Regions from separate parts of the Homo sapiens genome. Here region 2 is linked to region 1. The links are chromatin loops, found by intact Hi-C in ENCODE. Cell type or tissue: Caco-2. All regions are shown on one strand. Each heading gives the region's core, and the rest is flanking DNA. Links, peaks and the distances in the headings are about the cores only. Region 1 holds the start of KIAA2012. Region 2 overlaps KIAA2012.

Region 1 (10,997 bases), core at 4,192-6,691:
AATCCAAGGCTGACACTCTCTCTCTTGCTATGATTCCAGAGTATTCTTTGTTGCCTTTCGCATTTTCTTCTTTCACACCTGGCCTGGGCCACATAAGAAATTAGCCATAGTCTCTGAATAAGCCAAGTAACTTATCCTTAGCAGGTCTGTGCTTCTTCTGACAAGTTCAGAGGATTTTATCTTCTACACTGATTGTTAGGGTGCTTTCAGCCTGTGTACTAAGCCTTGAGTTGGTCAGCACCTTTAACCTATGGGTCTGAGCTTTGTACTATAGCAAACTACCAACTACTAAAACAGGATTTGACCCAATTCTCTTCTTTTCTATATTTTTCATACTGGCTCAAAGACAATTATACATCTCTTTGGGCATGCTAAAAAGCAAAATGACAAGTATTCAATCAGCTGCTACTATAATGCAAGGGGTTCTATGCTATGGGGAGTATTAAGAATTTTAAGATATTGGCCAGGCACAGTGGCTCACACATGTAACTTTGGGAGGCTGAGTCAGGAGGACCACATGAATCTAGGAGTTTGAGACCAGACAGGGCAACATAGTGAGACCCCATTCTACAAAAAATAAAAAATTAGCCAGGCATGGTGGAGTATGCCTGTAGTCCCAGCAGTACAGGGGGCTGAGGTAGGAGTACTGCCTGAGCCCCAGAGGTCAAGGCTGTAGTGAGCCATGATCGCAGCACTGCATTCAGCCTGGGTGACAAAGCAAGACCCTGTCTCTTAAAAAAAAAGAATTGTAAGATGTAGTCTCTACCTTCCAAAGACTTCAAGTCTAGTTGGGACATAAAACACAAGCAAATTGAAAGCCTTAATAATGTAAGGCGTTGCTGCTTGTCATGTACATGGCCCATCTTTTAAATTTTTTTTTAAACAGGATCTTGCTCTGTCTCCCAGACTGGAGTGCAGTGGTGTGATCACAGCTCACTGCAGCCTCTACCTTCTGCGCTCAAGCAATCTTCCCACTTCAGCCTCTGGAGTAGCTGGGACTACAGGCATGCACCACCACACCCAGCTAATTTTTTATTTTTTGTAGACAGACTGGCTAATTTTTTACATGTTTGGTACAGACAGAGGGATTTTGCCATGTTGCCTAGACTGCTCTTGAACTCCTGAGCTCAAGTGATCTGCCATCCTTGGCCTCCCAAAGTGTTGTGATCACATGCATGAGCCACCGTGCCCAGCCTCACAGCCCATATTTTTAAAAATCTTTTGTTTTGACTTTTTCATACAACTTGTCTTTGGTGCTTATGGTAGATAACTGTAGTTGGCTCTATCAACTTTTATTCTACATTCCCTCTGGTGCAAGAGCTAGAAAGCAGCAAACTTTATTTTCTAGACTTCCTTCCAACTAGATTTACAAAATGAAGTTAAGAGAAGCGAGGTTGGGGAGATCTGAGTGCTTAGAAGTAGTCATGGCAGCCAGACCAGAGGTCCAGGGCCCAGTCACCACTTCATGGCTGAAGCGGGTAGCGGGGGCCAAAGTCATAGCTGCTCTCTGAGAGCCATGATGGGGCTTCTTATGAAGAACTGCTACTACTCTATTCCAGAAGTATTACAGGAAGAACAACAGGCTGAAATTGGAACCAAATTTGGACAAGGTCCCATTTCACCTCTGGTTTGCTCTATGGCTTTATGCAAATCATTTCATCTCTCTGTGCACTGATCTTTACTCTTTCATTAACAAGAGCAACACCAAGGACTCTCCTCGTAGAGTGCCCCTAAAGATGAATAAAATACTAGAAAACACGATTACACTTCCTTTTAAAGAGGGATAAAGGTTCTGACAGTATCACATAGGCCGCCTCTCCAGAGTGGCATTCATTTACTCCAAGCACTTTGGAACAAGGGATACATTCCTGAATGTGCTGGGGAGGTGGCCATTGAACAGCATCTATTTTCTGTTTCATGTGGTTTCTATTTATTTACAGAGTGCCATGGTTATTCATGATGTTTTACAAACCATAAAAACAAGGTCTCCACCCTATAGAAGTTACAGTGTAATTCAAACAGACTTGCTGCATGGGCCGACAGGTCAGGCGTGCCAGGAGATGGTGTTGGTGTTGTATAACATGGGTGTGGAGGGGTTCTTCTTGAGTTATAAATACTTTCCAGTTACAAGGGCCTTTCATCTGGGATCCCCAAGCACTTTAGAATAGCAATAACCCGGATTGCTTTCTAAATGTACTTTCTATAAACTGTTGTGGGGACTGAGTAAATGCTTTTAAATGACTATTAATTGGTCTGTGGATCTGTTCATTGTCCATATTAAACAGCATAGATGTAAACACGATGGTTTAGGAGAGGCCCGCTTTAGGCTGTGGTCTGGCTGCTTACAGATTACTGCTGCCCCACAGAGACCCGGAAGGCTTGCCACAGCCTTGGGAGGGCCAGATGGACACTCCTAGGCGTTTTCCTAGGTGATAAGCTCACTCAACCTAGACTCAGAAAGAGCACTCCTTGGCGCCCTGGTTCACTGCGTATGGATGAGTTAACATTTCAAAGTCAGGTGAGTTCAGAGAAAGAATCTCCTCTGGAGAAACTTGGAACCATTCCTTGGCTAACGATGGTGGTTCTCATTCAGGTCCCAAGGCCTCCATTAAGTTCCTCTTATGCTGCTTTTCTCTCTTTCTTGAGCAATGGCACTTTCAAAACGGCAAGATTTATCTTTCTTTGCAGCTGGTATAGAGTTTCCCCTTCTGTCTTACTCAAAGACCACTTAACTGGTGATTTTTCCTGACCTATTTGACAAGTTCATTCATATCCAAGAGAAGACTGGCCTGGGTTGCAAGTCTTGAAAGTTCACCCAGAGGTTGATGAGATAAGGATTCCTCCTTCTATCCATCCTTTATAAGCTTCTCAGAGTTATCTTTCTAAAAACCCAGATGGAATAATATCACCCCCCTGCTTTAATAAAACCTACCTGGGGGTACAAATGACTCACGCCTGTAATCCCAAGGTAACAAGGGCAACATTAAGGACTCTCCTTATAGATTGCCCCTAAAGATGAATAAAATACTAGAAAACATGATTACACTTCCTTTTAAAGAGGGATAAAGGTTCTGACAGTATCACATAGGCCACTTCTCCAGAGTGGCATTCATTTACTCCAAGCATTTTGGAACAAGGGATACACTCCTGAATGTGCTGGGAGGTGGCCATTGAACAGCATCTATTTTCTGTTTCATGTGGTTTCTATTTGCGAAGCTGAGGCAGAAGGATCGCTTGAGCCCAGAAGTTCGAGACCATCCCGGGCAATGTAGTGAGACCCTGCCTCTAAAAAACAAAACAAAACAAAAACAACAACAACAACAAAAACCTACCTGAAGAATAAAATTCAAAATGCTTCAGCACGGTATATGCAGCCTTCATGGCCTTGGCCAGCTGACCTTTGTCCTTGCATCTCTGTCCACATGACCTGCAGTTTTGTTTTCTTTTTTGTTTCTATTTTTGTTTTGAGATGGAGTCTCACTCTGTCGCCCGGGCTAGAGTGTGCCATCTCGGCTCACTGCAACCTCCACCTCCCCAAGCAATTCTTATGCCTCAGCCTCCCAAGCAGTTGGGATTACAGTTGGGATTCCTTCTTAAGGCACACCACCATGCCTGGCTAATTTTTGTGTTTTTAGTAGAGACGAGGTTTCACCATGTTGGGCAGGCTGTTCTCCTCCTGACCTCAAGTGATCCACCTGCCTTGGCCTCCCAAAGTGCTGGGATTACAGGCATGAGCCACCACAACCAACCGGAAAAAAATTTTAATTGTAGTAAAATATATGTAACATAAATTTACTTTCGTTTTAGAGATGAGATCTCACATTGTCACTAAGGCTGAACTCAAACTCACGGGCCCAAGGGATCTTCTTGCCTCAGCCTCCGGAGTAGCTGGGATGACAGGTGTGTGCCACTGCACTGGCTCAAATGGACCATTTTAACATTTTTAAGTTTACAGTTCATTGACATTAAGTACATTCATATTGTTGTGAATCCACCTTCAGAACTTTTTCATCTTCTCATACTGAAACTCTGTACCCACTATACACTGATGTTCCATTCCCCTCTCCCTGACAGCCCCTGTCAATTACCATTCAACTTTCTGTCTCTGTGAATCAGACCACTCTAAGTACTTCACATAAGAGAAATCATACAATGTTTGTTCTTTCATGATTGGCTTATCTTGTTTAGTGTAATGTCTTCAAGGTACATGCGTGTTGTAGCATATGTCTGAATTTCCTTCCTTTTTTTTTTTTTTTTTTTTTTTTGAGATGGAGTCTCACTCTGTTGCCCAGGCTGGAGTACAGTGGCATGATCTCGGCTCACTGCAACCTCCGCTTCCCAGGTTGAAGCGGTTCTCCTGCCTCAGCCTCCCAAGTAGCTGGGACTACAGGCGTGTGCCACCACACCTGGCTAAATTTTTATTTTTAGTACAGACGGGGTTTCATCAAGTTGGCCAGGCTGGTTTCGAACTCCTGACCTCAGGTGATCCGCCCACCTCGGCCTCCCAAAGTGCTGGGATTACAGGCATGAGCCATGGTGACCAACTGAATTTCCTTCCTTCTTAAGGCTGAATAATACTGCATTGTATGCATATGCTACATTTTGTTGATTCATTCATCTGTCGATGGACACTTGAGTTACTTCCACCTTTTGGCTCTTATAAACAGTTTTGCTCTGCATATGAGTATACAAATATCTCTTTGAGACCCTGCTTTCACCTCCTTTAGGTATACAGACCCAGAAGTGGAATTACTGGTGATACGGTAATTCTGTTTAATTTTCTTAGAAACTGTCATACCATTTCCTACAGAGGCTGCGCCATTTTGCATTTCCAACAGCAATGCACAAGGTTTTCAATTTCTCCGTATCTTCACCAAATACTTGTTATTTTCTGTTTTTGTTTTTGTTTTTTAATAATAGCCATCTTAGTAGGTGTGAAGTGGTATCTCATTGTGGTTTTGATTAAATTCTGTTTGGAGCCTCTGCATTCACTCATTCGCTGTCTTGATTCCCCCTAATAAACCCTATTTTATTTTACAACAGAACCTCTATTTCTTTCTCAGGAGACTTGAACTTGGTTGGGGGTGGAGGGGTCAGAGGGGGAGGGGAAAGTGCCACATAGGAAGATCAAAAAGGTAAGTGGGCTTGTAGCCTGTTGTGCTTCTTCATATAGGCCAGCAGTGGGCACTCCCACAAGACTGCCAGGGTAGTTCAGCTGACAGCTAACAGGCAGCTTGCTTTTCCAGGCTTGAGCAGGTTCCTAGATCCCCAGCAAAGGGGTCTTTTTGTTTCCTGACCCTCTTCCCTCCTGTCTGTGCTCGTCACAATGTCACTGTTAAAGAGACCCAAGCATCCCAGGCTACACAGTGCTTCTCAAAGCAGGTGCTCCTGGCATTCTAGTGGGACAGTTCATCACTATGTGGGAATTTCACACCATGTAGAACATTTAGCATCTGGGGCCTCTGCTTGATCAATGCCAGCAAGACCCCCAATCATTGCAACAACCAAAATGTCCCCCACCCACATTTCCAGAGCACCCCCATCAGGGGATAGCTTGCCCAGTTGAGAACCAGGTATGCAAAGGAAGCTAGAGAATCCCAGTGTCTCCCGCTCAGGCAAAGCAGCAACTACCATAATGAGGTCTCGTGTCCAGTTGAGGGGATGATGGAGCTCAGCCAAGGAAAAAGTCACAGGTGGTTTTAGGTGACCTAGATTACACCCTGGCTCTGTTAATGGTTAGTTGACAGTGACAGGCTCACATATCAGGAGAGAGGGGAAGACGCTCTCTAAAAACAAGATGAGAACAATAACAGAAAAAGTACCCCAACAAGTCCCCCACCCCATGCAACTGGGACTTGCAACCTGAGCCTGGTCCCTTCAGTGTCCATTTGACCCCCACCCCCATCCCCGGGGAATGCACACTGCACCCGGCACCCGTCTCTGCCTTGCCTGGGTTAGTTTAAGGGACTTCATTTCCCTGTGCTGCCATAGCAACCAGGAAACAACCTCCGCTCAGACAAGAAGGATGGTGCTGTGGCCGAGATCTGTAGATGCACACGGCTGGTAACAGAGCAACCGGGACCAAGGGACAACAAGAGCTCAGGAGAAGGGGAGAGACAGGTCGCCCAGAGAGTAGACAATCCAGGGCTTGAGGAGGCTGGCTGTGCGGTTTATTTTTTCTCTCCACAAAGACACACACTGTCTAAACTGTGTGGCTGGTTGTTACTAAGAAGCTGCTGCGAGAGGGAAAAATGTATTTAATAAAAGGCCCTGTGTTTGTGGTCTTCTTGGGCTTGCTGTGAGCTCTGGAAATCTTGAGGTGTGACCAGATTTCAGCCTTCAAAACCAAGATGGACTGCCCTTGAGAAGGGGTGGTCAGAGGGAAACATGTTCACGCTCTCCCTCCTGAGCCGGGGCCACGGGAAGCTGGGCCAGGACAAACAGAAGTTAGAAGTCTACTTTGAACCAGAGGTGAGTCCCACAGCTGAAGAAAGGCACATTTTGGAGGTGGGAGAGGAATGCTCTATGTTTCCACTTGGGAGGTAAACCATGTGTGTCTTGGTTTGTGTTGTTAGTGAGGTGGCGGGGTCACTGGAAGATCTTCCTTCCTCCTTCATGAAACTCAAGAAAATAACATCATTTTCCTGACACACCGAGATTGCCCCTGAGGCCCTCATCTTTCCCCTTGTAGCTGTCTTTGCTTGGACCAAAGGAGATTCCAGATTGTCTGGAATTTGGATGGTTTGGTGCAAGACCAGAATTTCCACCTGGGTTCTAGGCAAACTGATGGTTGTTTGGTTTTTGGAAGTCGTGCTCTGCAGTTGAAATGCTGTGTGTGTTCATGCCATTTCAATGGCTTCCTTGAACTTTCTGGAATTCAACCCACAGGACTCATATTTAATATAGGCCAAAAAAAAACCCACCTCATTTTAGAAGATTTTAAAGAGGTGGCAAAATTCCCTTGTTATACTAGATTTTTATTTCACTTGAATCCTGCCAGGGATAAGAAACCTATTGGGGATACTTTGCAAATTTGGGGGTCATACAGAGATTTCCATTGTCATGGTACTTTGTCATGATATTTGACCTTTGCTGTGTTAAACGGCATATAAAGTTTCAAAGGACCTGTATGGCCAATGGCATTTTCTTACCTACAAGATATGTAACTGCTTTATAGGCCCCTAAATAGCCAAATTAGGTAATGTTACATAGCATCTGGAATGTATAGAAATTCTCCCCACGTACAGCTGAAGTGGTGGTGGCTTGGAATGCTCCTATTTAAACTGCCAGCTAGTCCAGGTCTAATTTCAAAGTTATCTGCTGCCCTTAATAATTCTGACCACTTACTTGCATACCAGGAAACTTTAACTGGCCTGTAACCTACATACAAGCTGAGTTAATCCTCCAGCCATACATGACTCTCCTGAAAGTTGTATGGGGTGAAATAGAACCATGCCCTGGGTTCTACTAATTTTGAAATGTGGAGAGAAAAGGCAGTTGCTAAGAAGAGCAATTGTGTTCCATAACACCATGTGAACAGTTCAGAGAAAATCAGTAACTAAAAAAATGCCGAAGGCTTTGCACAAGCAGTATTTGCTATAGAAAGGTCTTCCACAGTGGCTCCGTCAAAGTGGCTGCTTCTCATTGCAGGATTACTTGAACTGGAGGTCCCCAGAAGACTATGTTCCTGTCAGCAAACCTCAAGATAAGAACAATGCCAGTCAGCACTCCTGGAGCCTCTTTCTCCCTAAAACTTTCAGTACTAGAAAGGGTGCCCTGATCCTGTACTCAGAAGGTTTTGCCATTTCGGCATGGACACCCAAAGAGAGGAGAAAAGGCCCCTACTGCCCCAGAGGTCCCTGGAGGAAGCTGGATCTTGAACTGCACACACTTCAAGACCTCAAAGAAGCCATCCTGGCATATGGAAGGCAGCAGGTAGGCAGAACGCTCCCTTGGGTTTGGGGAAGGTGCTGGTAGCATGTCTAGAAACCCAGTTGCAGCTTTGGGAATAATTTCTTGGACCCGGGGAAGGTATGAAACTCTCAGAACTCTATTTCTTCATCTCTAAAATGAGATTGACTGTACTCTTAGCCCTATCTGCTGCACACCATTGTCACAAAGCTTAAATGAGATAATGTATGTGAAAGGGATCTGAAAACCATAAAGGGCTACATTATCATCATTTTATGTTTTCCTTTCAGTTAGAGTAACACAAAGTCCTTTTCAGCATTCAGACAGATTCAGGCCAGCAGACGTTTCATCAGGATCCTTGAAATCCTGTCTCATAGCCACAAGCATCATCATCCCACCTCTGATGTTCTTGGCTCTGTGGAAATGAGAGGGAGAACATTTTAAATATTTACCTTGAGCCCTTCAGCGTCTGCAGGATAAGTTAATGACTTTTTCCATCCTGAATACAATATTAAGGGAAAACACCTGTGTTCATTTTTCTGATTCATACTTCCTAATGTCTTGTGAGATGTGCATCTGGCCCCTGCTTTATATAATTGCATGCATCAGCCCTTTGGCTGAGGCCATAAGATAGTCTGGGAAGATGTGTCACTTTATAAAATTCTAGGTTAGAAATGGTGGGTGACTCCCTAATTTAAAAGTGTTTACTGACTTTTCATTCCCCACAAAATAAAGTCATTAGCTTCTTCTATCAGGCCTTTCACACATTGGCTTTTCTGCTCCATGTCTAGCCACATTTCCCACCTGTTCCTGTACCACTTCCATCATGGACGCCATAAGGCCCCACCCATGTGATTAGCTCATCATTCCCCAACACCTGTGCCCTTTCATGACTCTCCATTTTTGCACACACCTCTACAGCTGGCAAGCTCCCACCCATCCTTCAAAACACAACTTAAATACCATCCCCTCACTGAAGCCTTCTCCCACTTGCCTAGGCAGAGATAGCTCATGCCTCCCTCCTCTGCAAACATTCCCATACCGTCATGCACTGAAATTTATTTCTTTGACTGTCATTCCTGATGGATTAACATCTCTTCCAATATGGGGACCATGTCTAAATCATTTCCAGAAAGAGTACCCACAAATGTTTGTGGAATTAATGACTTGGTCATGCATGATATTTTCAATGTTTCTTAGATCATCTCCCAGAATCATTGTTGGACAATTTATCACCTACCCCCATGCCAGGCAGAGCTTCCAAAAGAAAAGACTCCTCTGCCCTCTTTTCATCTTTCAAAATAGAGAAGCTTGATGATCCTGACTGAATGCCCAATGCTCTTTAACTTAAAAATAATAAATTCTTGAATAAAAGAAAACCAATTGTTGAATGCTATAATGTTGCATTATAGCTAAATATTATTTTATTTAATCCCTACAAAGACCCTGTGCGATATAGTTTTTCTTGCCTCCTTGTATAGATGAGGAAACCAAAGCTCAGGGTAGATAAGTGATTTGCCCAAGGCCAGAGAGCTACTAAATGACAAGGCCAGAATTCAAATCCAGGACTGCCTACCTCACCAGGGCCTGCATACTTTGCACTCTGCCCTGTTGTTTGTGGACTCGAAGGGACTCCAGTGGTCCACTGGTCATTGTGCTGGTCATGGCCTGTTTGTCTCAGATTCCCTCTGTTCCCTTCCCCTGCTCTGCTCTGCATCACAGGCAGGTTGACCACAGGCTATATACAATTCTGCAAACATCTGTGTCCACTGGCTTCTAGTTGAATTTGCCAATGGGAGACGCTGGAAAGAGATTGGAGAGGGAGAAGAAGAGGAAGACCACAGTATTTCTCCCTTCCCACTCTGCCTCAAGTGAAAAGAAGCATCTGCATTACCTCTGTGATACAGCTCTCAACAGACAGGCCCACTATGACCCCCAGCTCCTCCAGGTGACCCCACCAGCTCCTCCCTCTGTCCTTCTAGCGTAAGTGTGGTGCTGGCTTCCTGATGTTACTGATCTCAATGTTGCCCCCCCAGCTGTTTGGCTTCTGAGGTCTCCAATCACCTGTACAACCAATTCCCTAAATCAAATTCCTTCTGTGTTTACTTAGTTTCTATTTTCCTGGTTGGACACTGAGTGATATATAGGCTAACTCACTGCCCAGAGTAAGAATACCTTCCATCGTCTTCAGATGCTTGTCTATAAGGCTAAATACTTCAGGTAACAGAGATCTTAATAGTTTATAAAGTAGATAAGTCAGTTTGGGGTGAGTTTCATTTTTGGTTATATTTGGGCTCAATGAAAAAAAGAAGTTGCTATCTTCCTGTGGCATCCATCTTCTAAATTTATAGCTCATATCTGTACAAAACAGAATATGTAGTCTAACTCCACATGAGTAGAGGGAAATGGTGTGAAGAAATTAGAGAAAAGAAAACGTATGGAAGAGTACAGGGCTGGAGTTTAAGATTAACGGACATAGTAGATTAAAAGAGGAGGAGAAGCAACTCAAAAGGGACTTCGAATTAAAGAAAATGAACACACTGGGCTCAGTGCCTCACACCTGTAATCCAGCACTTTGGGAAACAGAGGCAGGAGAATTGCTTGAGCCCAGGAGTTCAAGACCAGCCTGGGCAACATAATGAGACCCTGTTTCTATCAAAATAAAAATAATACAAATTATTTAAAAAGAAAAGAAAAGGAAAGGAACACCTCAGAAGCTTCGGAAAATAGAGTACCATCTGACTATGAAAACAACAGCCTGGCAAGAAACTTTTAAAATCATAATACCCAGTGCCAGGACAGCTATAGGGAAACAGCAGTCTCACATGTTAGGAGCACAAATTCACATGACATTTCTGGAGGGCAATTTGGCAAAAGCCTAAAAGGGGCTGATACCTTTTGATTCAACATTCCACTTTTAGGAGCTGGCCCTAGGACATAATCAGATGTATGTTCAAAGATCTATGCAGAAAAACATTGACTACAGGGTTCTTTATTACTAGGCAAAACACTGAAAACAGTAAATGCCCAGCAATGGAACATTGATCAAATGAACTCTGGTAAATCATGTAATGACCTGGGTCAAG
Region 2 (10,997 bases), core at 4,263-6,762, 63 kb after region 1:
AGAGACTATTACTGAGCTAGTGAGTGAGCCTAGCCAGCCTCGCAGCACTCACACGTCTCATATTGTGGTCTATAATTCATTATAACATCTGCAATAGCTCTTGTGCAGTTACTTTTCAAACAGAAGAACATTGATTTCTTTACATATACATAGATACATACACATGCATTTTTAATGGCCCTAAAAAAAAGCTGACTGCTGGGACTCGTGATGGAAGTAAGAGAAAGTGAAGTGGTCTAACAATGTGATGGTTCTCTGCCAAAAAAATAGTTTAATAAATCACTCTAAGCCTTTATTTATAGTCTCATTAAGAGTCCAAAGAACTCTCTCTCTTTTTCCAATTCTTTTTTAGTTTTATCACCAATAGATACACACTAGGAGTATTCACAAATCTAAGGATTCTTAAAATTCTCAGGATGTGTCCTTCCCAAGTAGCCAGGATCTGCTGTTCATTTAGTGCATGATATGCATTAAGGGATCAGGACCTTGCCCAAGTAGTGAAGTAATACTTAGCACAATGCATTTTAAAGCAGGTGTAGATCTTAGGATTTTGTGTGTGAGTTATATTTCTCAACCTATATTAAAGTTTAGAATATTAAATTTTCTTCTGTCAGAGTGATCAAAAATTATAACTTTCATTAACTAGTAATTCTTAAATAGTATTTTCTATTTAATCACCCTTCAGACATTTATGTTGTCTTCTCATCACAACTATAAAGAAGCTTAAGGCCAGTCGCAGTGACTCACACCTGTAATCCCAACACTTTGGGAGGCCAAGGCAGGAGGATCACTTGAGGTCAGGAGTTCGAGACCAGGTTGGCTAACATGGTGAAACCCCATCTCTACCAAAAATACAAAAATTAGCCAGGCACAGTGGCAGGCACCTGTAGTCCCAGCTACTCTGGGGGCTCAGGCAGGAGAATCACTTGAACCCAGGAGGCAGAGGTTGCAGTGAGCCAAGATTGTGCCACTGCACTCCAGCCTGGCAACAGAGCGAGACTCCATCTCAAAAATAAATAAATAAATAAATAAAATAAAAAACAAAGAAAGAAGTATGAGTCTTTTCTTAAGGATGTTTCCCGCCTAGTTTCTCTCCCTTGCTCCTTTCATACATCTCTCTGTGGCCTGAGGATTTTGCTATTGTCTTGGTTTCCCCATAATCCCTCCTTTGAAAATTAATGTAGACATCAGAATCAGACTGTGTTCAACAGAAAGAATCTGTGAGTATGTTTTTTTGTTTGTTTGTTTTGAGATGGAGTCTGGCTCTTGTTGTCCAGGCTGAAGTGCAATGGCACAATCTCCGCTCACTGCAACCTCTGTCTCCCGGGTTCAAGCCATTCTCCTGCCTCAGCCTCCCAAGTAGCTGGGATTACAGGCGCACGCCACCACACCTGGCTAATTTTTTGTATTTTTAGTACAGATGAGGTTTCACCATGTTGGCCAGGCTGGTCTCAAACTCCTGAGCTCAGGTGATCCACCTGCCTCAGCCTCCCAAAGTGCTGGGATTACAGGCGTGAGCCACTGGGCCCAGTCTGTGAGTATGTTTTACAAAGCAGAAAGATATTGCTCATTCATTTATTCAACAAACACTAATTGTCCATCTACTAGTGACAAATACTATGGTAGGCACAAAAATACAGTTGAGAGACCACGTCCATGCCTTAAAGTAGTCCACAGGGGTGGAATGTGTTGAGAGCTATGAACGAGTTCAGACTGACTCAGCCTGGAGGTTGAGAAGGCTTTTGGAAGGAGAGGACACTTAAGCAGAGTTTCTAAGAATGTATGTAGGAACTAGCCGAGTGGTAAAGAAAGGATGCTCTAGGAGAAAGGACAATATAAAGGTGAGAGAGCATGGCAGCATGGAGAAACTGAAGCAACTTGTAATGACTGCACCCCAGGGTACATGCAGGGGAAGGAGTGATGAAAAATGCACCTTGCAAAGGAGGCAGGAGCCAGATCATAAAGGGCCATAGAAAGCAGCTAAGAGGCCTGGTGCGGTGGCTCATGCCTGTAATCCTGGCACTTTGGGAGGCCGAGGCAGGCAGATCACCTGAGGTCGGGAGTTCAAGACCAGCCTGACCAGAGATGGAGAAACCCCATCTCTGCTAAAAATACAAAATTAGCAAGGCGTGATGGTGCATGCCTGTAATCTCAGCTACTCGGGAGGCTGAGGCAGGAGAATCGCTTGAACCCAGGAGGCAGAGTTTGTGGTGAGCCGAGATCATGCCATTGCACTCCAGCCTGGGCAACAAGGGCAAAACTCCATCTCAAAAAATTTTTAAAAATGAAAGCAGCTAAGGAATTTACGCCAATGATGGTGGGACTCTGCTTACACAGGAATTGACATCACCAGATTTTTATTTTATAGAAATGACTCCCAGCTATGTAGAGACTGGATTGGAAGAGATAAGACTAGGGACTGGGACCCCAGATATCTTTATTTGTTTGAGAAGAAGTGACCAAAAATAATATTTTCTGGCCAGTTGTGGTAGCTCACACCTGTAATCCCAGCACTTTGGGAGGCCGAGGCAGGCAGATCACCTGAGGTCAGGAGTTTAAGACCAGCCTGGCCAACATGGCAAAACCCCGTCTCTACTGAAAATACAAAAATTAGCCAGGCATGGTGGCACACACCTGTAATCCCAGCTACGCGGGAGGGGTACATTGAAGCAGGGAAAATTGCTTGAACCCAGGAGGTAGAGGTCGTAGTGAGCCAAGGTTGTGCCACTGCACTCCAGGCTGGGCGGCAGAGCAAGACTCCTCACAAAATACATATATATATATGTATGTATATATATATGTATATATGTATATATATATAGTATATATGTATATATATAGTATATATGTATATATATACATATATACATATATATATGCGTATATATATATATATTTTTTTTTTCAGGCCAGGCACAGTGGCTCAAGCCTGTAATCCCAGCACTTTGGGAGGCAGAGGTGGGTGGATCACGAGGTCAGGAGATCGAGACCATCCTGGCTAAGACGGTGAAACCCCGTCTCTACTAAAAATACAAAAAAAAAAAAAAATTAGCCAGGTGAGGTGGCAGGTGCCTGTAGTCCCAGCTACTCAGGAGGCTGAGGTGGAAGAATGGCGTGAACCTAGGAGGTGGAGCTTGCAGTGAGCCAAGATCGTGCCACTGCACTCCAGCCTGGGCGACAGTGTGAGACTGTCTAAAAAAAAATATATATATATATATATATATTTTTTTTTTTTCTGGAGAATGGAGACCACCACGTGAATGACATTTGCTGGCTGTTTTGTATGCAGTTCCACCTTCAGCCTTTTTTCTGAATTACTTTCCTCCACACAGTCTTCCACCATAGATATCCTTATTAATCCTGTGATGTTTCTTGATTGGAGGGTTTCTCGCGTGGTTGACATTTTGCTGTTATGCATCTCGAATTTAAATTCAGTCCTCTAGCTAGGCTTTCATTCTGGGCTTGGTAAACTGCCATGTGCCTTTAGACCTTTCCATAAAAAATAATTTATGAACTTTTGAGAGAGATTGGTATTCCCAAAGCTAAAGCTAGACCCTTGAGACTTAGCTAGGCTTAATCTAAAAAGATATAAGTAAAAGGACTGTTATCCCAAATTGGAAGAAAAATATTGCCCTTGCATTTACTGGGTACTTCCATATTTAAATTCAGACTGACTCATATTTTCTAGATCTGTCTACTTGACTCCCTAGTTAGAGCTCCCAGGGGGATGTCTTTTGCCTGGAGACTTATTCAGGCCTCCAGCAACTATTCCCTACGCCCATCTCACCCTCCTCCTCATTCAGGAAGATTTAAAGTGAAAATGTGTAGCATAAACAGGATCTTAAATCTCGTCCCAAGAATTTGATAATGACAATACCAAAAGGCCATCTTGGGTCTTAGTCTCCTGCATTAAACAAGCAGACTCAAAATTTATTATAATACTACAAACACTCTGTAGGTCATAGGTGTCTTGAGTCACATCATATAAAATAAAGTATTTTTAGATATTCTTAAGGAAAGGTCAGAAGGACCAAAATTATCCTTCCTTTTATGGTTAAGTTTATACTGGGGAGAATTTTTTTTTTTTAATAATCTGGAATTTGCATTTGCATTTTCCATTTATGACCAAAAAAACACAAAACCATGAAGTGACTGAGGCTGACTTTCAGGCCTTCTCCCATTGGTTCCTGCTGGGGCCAGCAAGTCCCTGTGCAAAGCTATGAGAAGGCAAAGATGCTTTCTGAGACCTGTTTGGCAATGGATATATCCCCTCCATGGTGATGAAACATTGCAAGTTATGGGGTATGTTCCATGACAGCATGTTAGCCATCAAAGGGTGTGCATGCCTCAGAAATGATATACATAGACAAAGGCCCTGAACGGATTTAAAGAAGCTCCTGCCAGCACCTCCAACAGCTACTGCCCTTGTAACCACTGGATATTTGGCCACTTTGGACCCTACGGGTGTGATATTCTTTCCCAAACCCTGACATGTATCTAGGAAGGAGCCAGGTGGCCCGCCTGGCCTAATAAGGTGACTCTTTGGAGCTGATCTCTATTTTGACACCAGATGGGGCCCAAAAGAGGGTCCCATACCAAGGCAAATATGCATCCTGAAACAATGGGAATAAATATGACTATGTTTCTTTCTTTCTTTCTTTTTTGAGACAGAGTTTCGCTCTTGTTGCCCAGGCTGGAGTGCAATGGCACGATCTTAGCTCACTGCAACCTCCGCCTCCTGGGTTCAAGTGATTCTCTTGCCTCGGCCTCCCAAGTAGCTGGGATTACAGGCGCCCGCTACCACATCTGGCTAATTTTTGTATTTTTAGTAGAGACAGGGTTTCACCATGTTGGCCAGGCTAGTCTCAAACTCCTGACCTCAAGTGATCCGCCCGCCTTGGCCTCCCAAAGTGCTGGGATTACAGGCGTGAGCCACCACGCCCTGCCGACTATGTTTCATTTTTATTGAAAACAACAAACAATGACCTGGGAATTAAACATAGCCAATGCAGATTTAAATAGAAGGAAATGTTAAGGAGCCATATTCCCTGCTAGAATCAGATGCCCTTTCCTGCTTTTCAAGTTTTGAGTGTTTGGTGAAGGAGTCCATGATTTGAAGAAGGCAGAAGAGGCTTGGGATGAGAACCCCATCTAGTAAGGGTCATCTCTAAAACTGCCTGATTATCTGGTGGGAATGCTATCTCCTCACTAAAAGCCTGTGGTTAGATTAATGCTAGCATTTGAAAATCTGCTAAGGCCTGATGGTGGGCAGCCAAGGAAGGAATGTGTTTTCTGTTTATCTCTTTAGTGGCAGAAATGTTCATCACAGAAAGACTGTGAACTCCCAGTTTCAGGCATGCCTGGAAGTTGTGCAGCCTATAGTCTGTATAACCTGTATACACTGTAAAAACTGGAATGTGCACACCAGTTTCTGAATGACAAAAAAGAACCAGGCCTTTGTTTGCAGCCAGTTACCTGGGTTGGTCGATGGGTTAATCAGTTTCTTTGACTTGATAACAGTTTCTTTGACTTGATCTTGCCGCATCGTTCTGAAAGGAGGTTTTACCACCCCCACTGTTCTGTCTACCAGGAATGCAGTTTGAGTTGTGTCTCCTCCTTGACAGCTTGGACCTCAGTAAATTACCAAGGTCTTGACCCAAGAGATGGAGAAGTCCTAAGTGATTTTTCAGTCTCCTATCTAAAAATGTGTTTACATTTCTTGAACTCTGGCTGACTGATTCATTCTCCTGGTGTTGCAAGAACTTTCCTTATGCATTAGAATTCATAAGTTTCATTTCTAAGAGGCCCATGGTTCCTTCCAAGCCACAGTGTAGTGAACCTCATCACAACACAATTCTGCTGGGCTGGATTTGTCCCAAGTGTGGATCATGGCCAAAGCAGCTGTGATGTGGCAAGCTCATTGAAGCTAACGGGAGGCAGTGTGATGTGGAGGGGAAAGTGCAAGACACTAAGTCAGGACATCTGGGTTCTGGGTCCTGGTCTTGTGTTATTTCAAGGTGTGCCCTTGAGCCAATTGAATGAAAATGCTTTCAGGGCCTCAGTTTCCCCCAAGCTGATTCAAATTTAAAAAAAAAAAAAATTTTTTTTGAAACAGAGTCTCACTCTGTTGTGTCCGGAAATGGTGGGTTCTTGGTCTCGCTGACTTCAAGAATGAAGCCGCAGACCTTCGTGGTGAGTGTTACAGTTCTTAAAGGTGGTGTGTCCAGAGTTTATTCCTTCTGGTGGGTTCGTGGTCTCGCTGACTTCAGGAGTGAAGCTGCAGACCTTCATGGTGAGTGTTACAGGTCTTAAAGGCAGCACGTCTGGAGTTGTTCGTTCTTTCCGGTGGGTTCGTGGTCTTACTGGCCTCAAGAGTGAAGCTGCAGACCTTCGCGGTGAGTGTTACAGTTTGTAAAGGTGGCGCATCCGGAGTTGTTCATTCCTCCTGTCTGGCGTTGTTCGTCCTTACAGAGAGCTGATTGGTCCGTTTTGACAGACTGCTGATTGGTGCGTTTACAATCCTTTAGCTAGACACAGATTGCTGATGGGCGCATTTACAATCCTTTAGCTAGACAGAAAAGTTCTCCAAGGCCCCACCCCACCCAGAAGCCCAGTAGGCTTCACCTCTCAATAGCACTCGCTGCGGGACTTTGCGGCACCTAGCCCAGGCACTCCGGCAGCCCAGAGGGAGCTCATCCCCCGATCAAGCCCAGCAGGCGTCGGCCGCGACAGGCCCAGTCCGCGCCCACCCGGAACCCGCGCCGGCCGACGAGCGAGCTGCTGCACGCAGCCCCGGCTCCTGCCTGCGCCTCTCCCTCCACACCTCCCGGCGAGCAGAGGCTCAGGCCTCGACCAGCCCCAGAGAAGGGCCCCACAGCGCAGCGGCGGGCTGAAGGGCTCCTCCAGCACGCCAGAGCGGACGCGGAGGCCAACGAGGCGCCGAGAGTAAGCAAGGGCTGCTAGCACGTTGTCACCTCTCACTGTCACCTAGGCTGGAGTGCAGTGGTAAATCTCGGCTCACTGCAACCTCCACCTCCCGGGTTCAGGTGATTCTTGTGCCTCAGCCTCCTGAGTAGCTGGGATTACAGGCACGCGCCACCACTCTGCTAAGAAATGTTTTAAATCTGTGCAAAAGCCATTTTCAAAGAGAAGAAGATAGCTGAGAAACAACAGAAAAGGGAAGGTCAGCCCACAAAGAATGAGTAGAGGCTTAAGTTCAAAAAGACAAAGATACAGAGTCATATATGGCCATTGGCTCCTAAAAGAGCTACTTATGAGTATCAAGTATGGAAAGAACTTTTTGTTGGACATTCGTCCCACAGAAGAAACTAAACCCTTCGTCAGTAGAGCCATGTGCTTAGCTAAATCTATTCCTCAAATAAACATTCCTTTAGAACATTAAAGTTACTTTTTTTTTTTTTTTTTTTGAGATGGAGTCTCACTCTGTCACCCAGGCTGGAGTGCAGTGGCGTGATCTCAGCTCACTGCAACCTCTGCCTCCCAGGTTCAAGTGATTCTCCTGCCTCAGCCTCCGGAGTAGCTGCGACTACAGGCGCGCACCACCACGCCCGGCTAATTTTTGTATTTTTAGTAGAGATGGGGTTTCACCTTGTTGGCCAGACTGGTCTCGAACTCCTGGCCTCAAGCACTCCACCCACCTCGGCCTCCCAAAGTGCTGGGATTACAAGCATGAGCCACCGCACCTGACCAAATTTACTTTCTTAAGGGAAAAAAAAGAAAAGCAAAATAAAACCTATCCTTTTGCGCCATGGAGTTTTAGGGTCGGGCAGTCTTGGAGGGAAATCCTTACTCAAAACCTCACTAGTGGTACAACTTTGAGTGGGTTACTATACCTTTTGCACCTCAGCTGCCACACCTATAGAGAACATTGACAATGACAACATGGAGGGGAGTCATGGCCATCACACGACAGCCCCATGCTGGTGTCCGGGTGGTGCCTTCTTCCCGGCTGGCTCCGCGGTTTCCATGGTTTCTGTTAGTCCCCTCCCTCCATCCCCACTTTGGCGTTTGCCTTTGTTTGATTCATGTTTCCACCCTTCCTCTTGCCCCTCCACATTATGAGGAAAAAGGGAAGCCTCTGATCTCTCTATTTGGAAGTTTGCAGAAGCCTTTTCCTACTTCAGTGAAGTGCAGTCATACAAAATTTATACTCAACAGCATCAGCAGATTTTTTTCCATCAATATTTCCTTTTTAATTTCAGCTTTATCTGAATTTTAATAGCATAAAGAATTTACTTTTGTTCTTTTAAAGAGCAACCAAAACAAGAATAATATATGTTTGAATATAAGGTCTTAACACTATGTTTAACATGGTGTTTAGGCTATGCCTATAGAGGTTACAGGTGTTTTTTGGTGAGTAAATTATGAATGCCATGGGTGTATATGTGCTTATAATCTTACATACATATGAACTAGGTGTGTGTGTGTGTATGGTATATATAAAAAGTCATGAGATCCAGATCTGACCACCTTGATCTTTTTTCCTCTTTGATTTTCACTACAGCAAACACTGAACCTAGAGCCAATCTTCACATGAACCTTTATGAAACCTCACCGTTGACCCAAACAACAGAGAAGCAGGTATAGTATTGACTCTGAATGAGGATGACACTAGGAGTCACAACTCTTGGGTTCTTGTTTCAGCTTGCTGTGTGCCCCTCAGTGAGACTCTTTACCTCTCTGGGCCTCATTTGCCTAATCAGTAAAATGAGACAAGTAGACTATGAAATCACAGAGGTTCCTTTACTCTTAGACTTGGAATGTCTTAACTTGGACTGTATTATTTGGCTCTTTACTTGTGTGAATAAGCTCAAGGTCTTTCCCTGACTTCTGCAAAGTCAGAAAGGGAATAAGGGAACACAGAAAGGTGGCATCCAGTGAGGCAGTAGGCACTAGTTTTCATTCGTAAAATTAGTAATTCGTAATTAGAGATAAACATTAGCAATTAAGAAAAACAAAGTGCAAAGGTAATCATGAAGAAAGGAGGATGGTGCTTCATCTAGATACATTAAGAATTTCTATTAGCGGGCCAGTCACAGTGGCTCATGCCTGCAATCCCAGCACTTTGCGAGGCTGAGGCAGGCAGATCACCTGAGGTCAGGAGTTCGAGACCAGCCTGGCCAACGTGGTGAAACCAACCCCGTGTCTACTAAAAATACAAAAATTAGCCGGGTGTGGTGGCATGCACCTGTGGTCCCAGCTACTTGGGAGGCTGAGGCAGGAAAATCGCTTGAACCTGGGAGTTGGAGGTTGCAGTGAGCTGAGATCATGCTGCAGCCAGAATCCAGAGTGAGACCCTGTCTCAGGAAAAAAAAAAAAAAAAAAGAATATCTATTAGTGGTTCAAGGACATATGTTCACAAATATTTATAAGTTTGTTCCTTCCTTGGAAGCTTTGAAGCTGGAACTGTCTCCAAATTCTCTCTAGAGAGACAACTCAGGGGAATTCCTAGAACTGAATCCAGGGCCTCGGAGAACCTGAGGCAGAGGCAGCACATGCAGCTCCAGGGGACTCCCAGGTCTCATCCTACTGTGTGACACCTCCAGGCCATGATCTTGACTTCTCCATTCTGTCCACCTTCCTTCCTGCCACAGCCTAGCTATCTCTTCTTCCCCAGCACTCATTATACATAATGATAAAGAAACGGGTTTGCTTTCATCTGCGTGCCTGAGCTGGGCTCTGAGGTAGGACCTGAACTCTCTGTGACAACCCTAGGCCTGGGTCAGGCCTCCACTGAGGTGAAACGCAGCTGAGCGGCTCCTCCCTGCTGCCAAGGAGCTGCAGAACCAACATTTGCATATTTTAAATGCCCACTTTGCAGACATCCCATTTACGGGATCTAGAGACAGAGTTTTTGAAAGAGTGTGTGACTAAGGAAAACATAATATGGTGTATTTTGATAATTCTGCAACCCAAAGGCCATGCAAAGGCCTCACATACCCTAAACACACCCCAAATTCACACAGCCCCACGGTTCTATTCCAAAAGAGCTACTATCACCTGCAATGAAAGAGAGGCTCAGCCAGGTGCAGTGGCTCACGCCTGTAATCCCAGCACTTTGGGAGGCCAAGGTGGGCGGATCACGAGGTCAGGAGTTCAAGACCAGCCTGGCCAACATGGTGAAACCCCGTCTCTACTAAAAATACAAAAATTAGCTGGGCATGGTGGCGCACATCTGTAATCCCAGCTACTCGGGAGGCTGAGGCAGGAGAATCGCTTGAATGCAGAAGATGGAGGTTGCAATGAGCCAAGATCACTCCATTGCACTCCAGCCTGGGCAACAGAGCAAGACTCCGTCTCAAAAAAAAAGAAAGAGGGGCTCAACCATGTCACATTAAATCCTAGGTTGAATTGTTAACTTTGTAGTCAGAAGAAGGAACACCAGAGCGAGGGGTCTTAAACTCTCATGCTGGTTCCCCCCGTGAGGCTGTGGAAAGTCAGCTCCCTGAGAAGCCCATGCACCTGCCTCCTTTGTGAAATGATGGGGTGGCTCCCACCAGAACCCATTGGTTTGTCCAAGTCGCAGTAGTCCCAATTCCTTTAGAAGCAGCCCTGGAAAGAAAGGGCATCTGAGGAGAAGTCTAGGGAGCCCCACCAGCCCCAAACACAGAGAAAACAGGGTGGGAGGGAGGTGGGGGTGACTTCCTGGCCTCCTGCACCCCCGCTTACTTCTCGAGGCTAATGGCCTCTTATTAGATTAATCACTGACTTCAGTTTTAACTACTTCCTCAGCCTACTCCATGGCAATGACTAATTTCATGTTTATTATAAAGCATCTGGAACACATTTAGAACAAATTTCTGTCCAGCTGATTTCAGTTCCCTACCTTGATGGGCCACTGGCAATCCAGGGGATTCCTTCCCTGCGGCCTTTCCCACCCTGAAGCAGAGGACATCACAATACTGATCTTAGCAGCACCGTTCCTTTCCATCAGTTCCCCCACTGGCTGCCCCCTCCCTCCCTTCCTTGGGATCTGA

Evidence for each region. Hi-C counts contacts between places; a loop is a spot of excess contacts. Peaks named below come from ENCODE experiments on the same cell type or tissue, not always from the same donor. Only the 100,000 strongest peaks of a DNase experiment are listed, where the experiment ranks them.
Region 2: it touches region 1 in a loop (6-fold over the local background); 2 of 110 quality-filtered maps call a loop at or near these places.

The regions. Positions count from the first base shown.
Region 1 is chr2:202,067,241-202,078,237 of GRCh38, forward strand. KIAA2012 reads left to right here and starts at 6,015. Exons shown (of 24, transcript NM_001277372.4): 1 at 6,015-6,471; 2 at 7,651-7,935. The coding sequence starts at 6,388. In Caco-2, for the core only: a CTCF peak has its summit at 5,167 (motif pointing right); no DNase peak of the experiment used is centred there.
Region 2 is chr2:202,129,908-202,140,904 of GRCh38, forward strand. It overlaps KIAA2012, which reads left to right. Exons shown (of 24, transcript NM_001277372.4): 13 at 8,525-8,601. Among named protein-coding and RNA genes, the nearest start is that of KIAA2012-AS1, 18 kb to the left of the region's middle. In Caco-2, for the core only: no CTCF peak of the experiment used is centred there; DNase peaks (open chromatin) are centred at 5,494 and 5,864.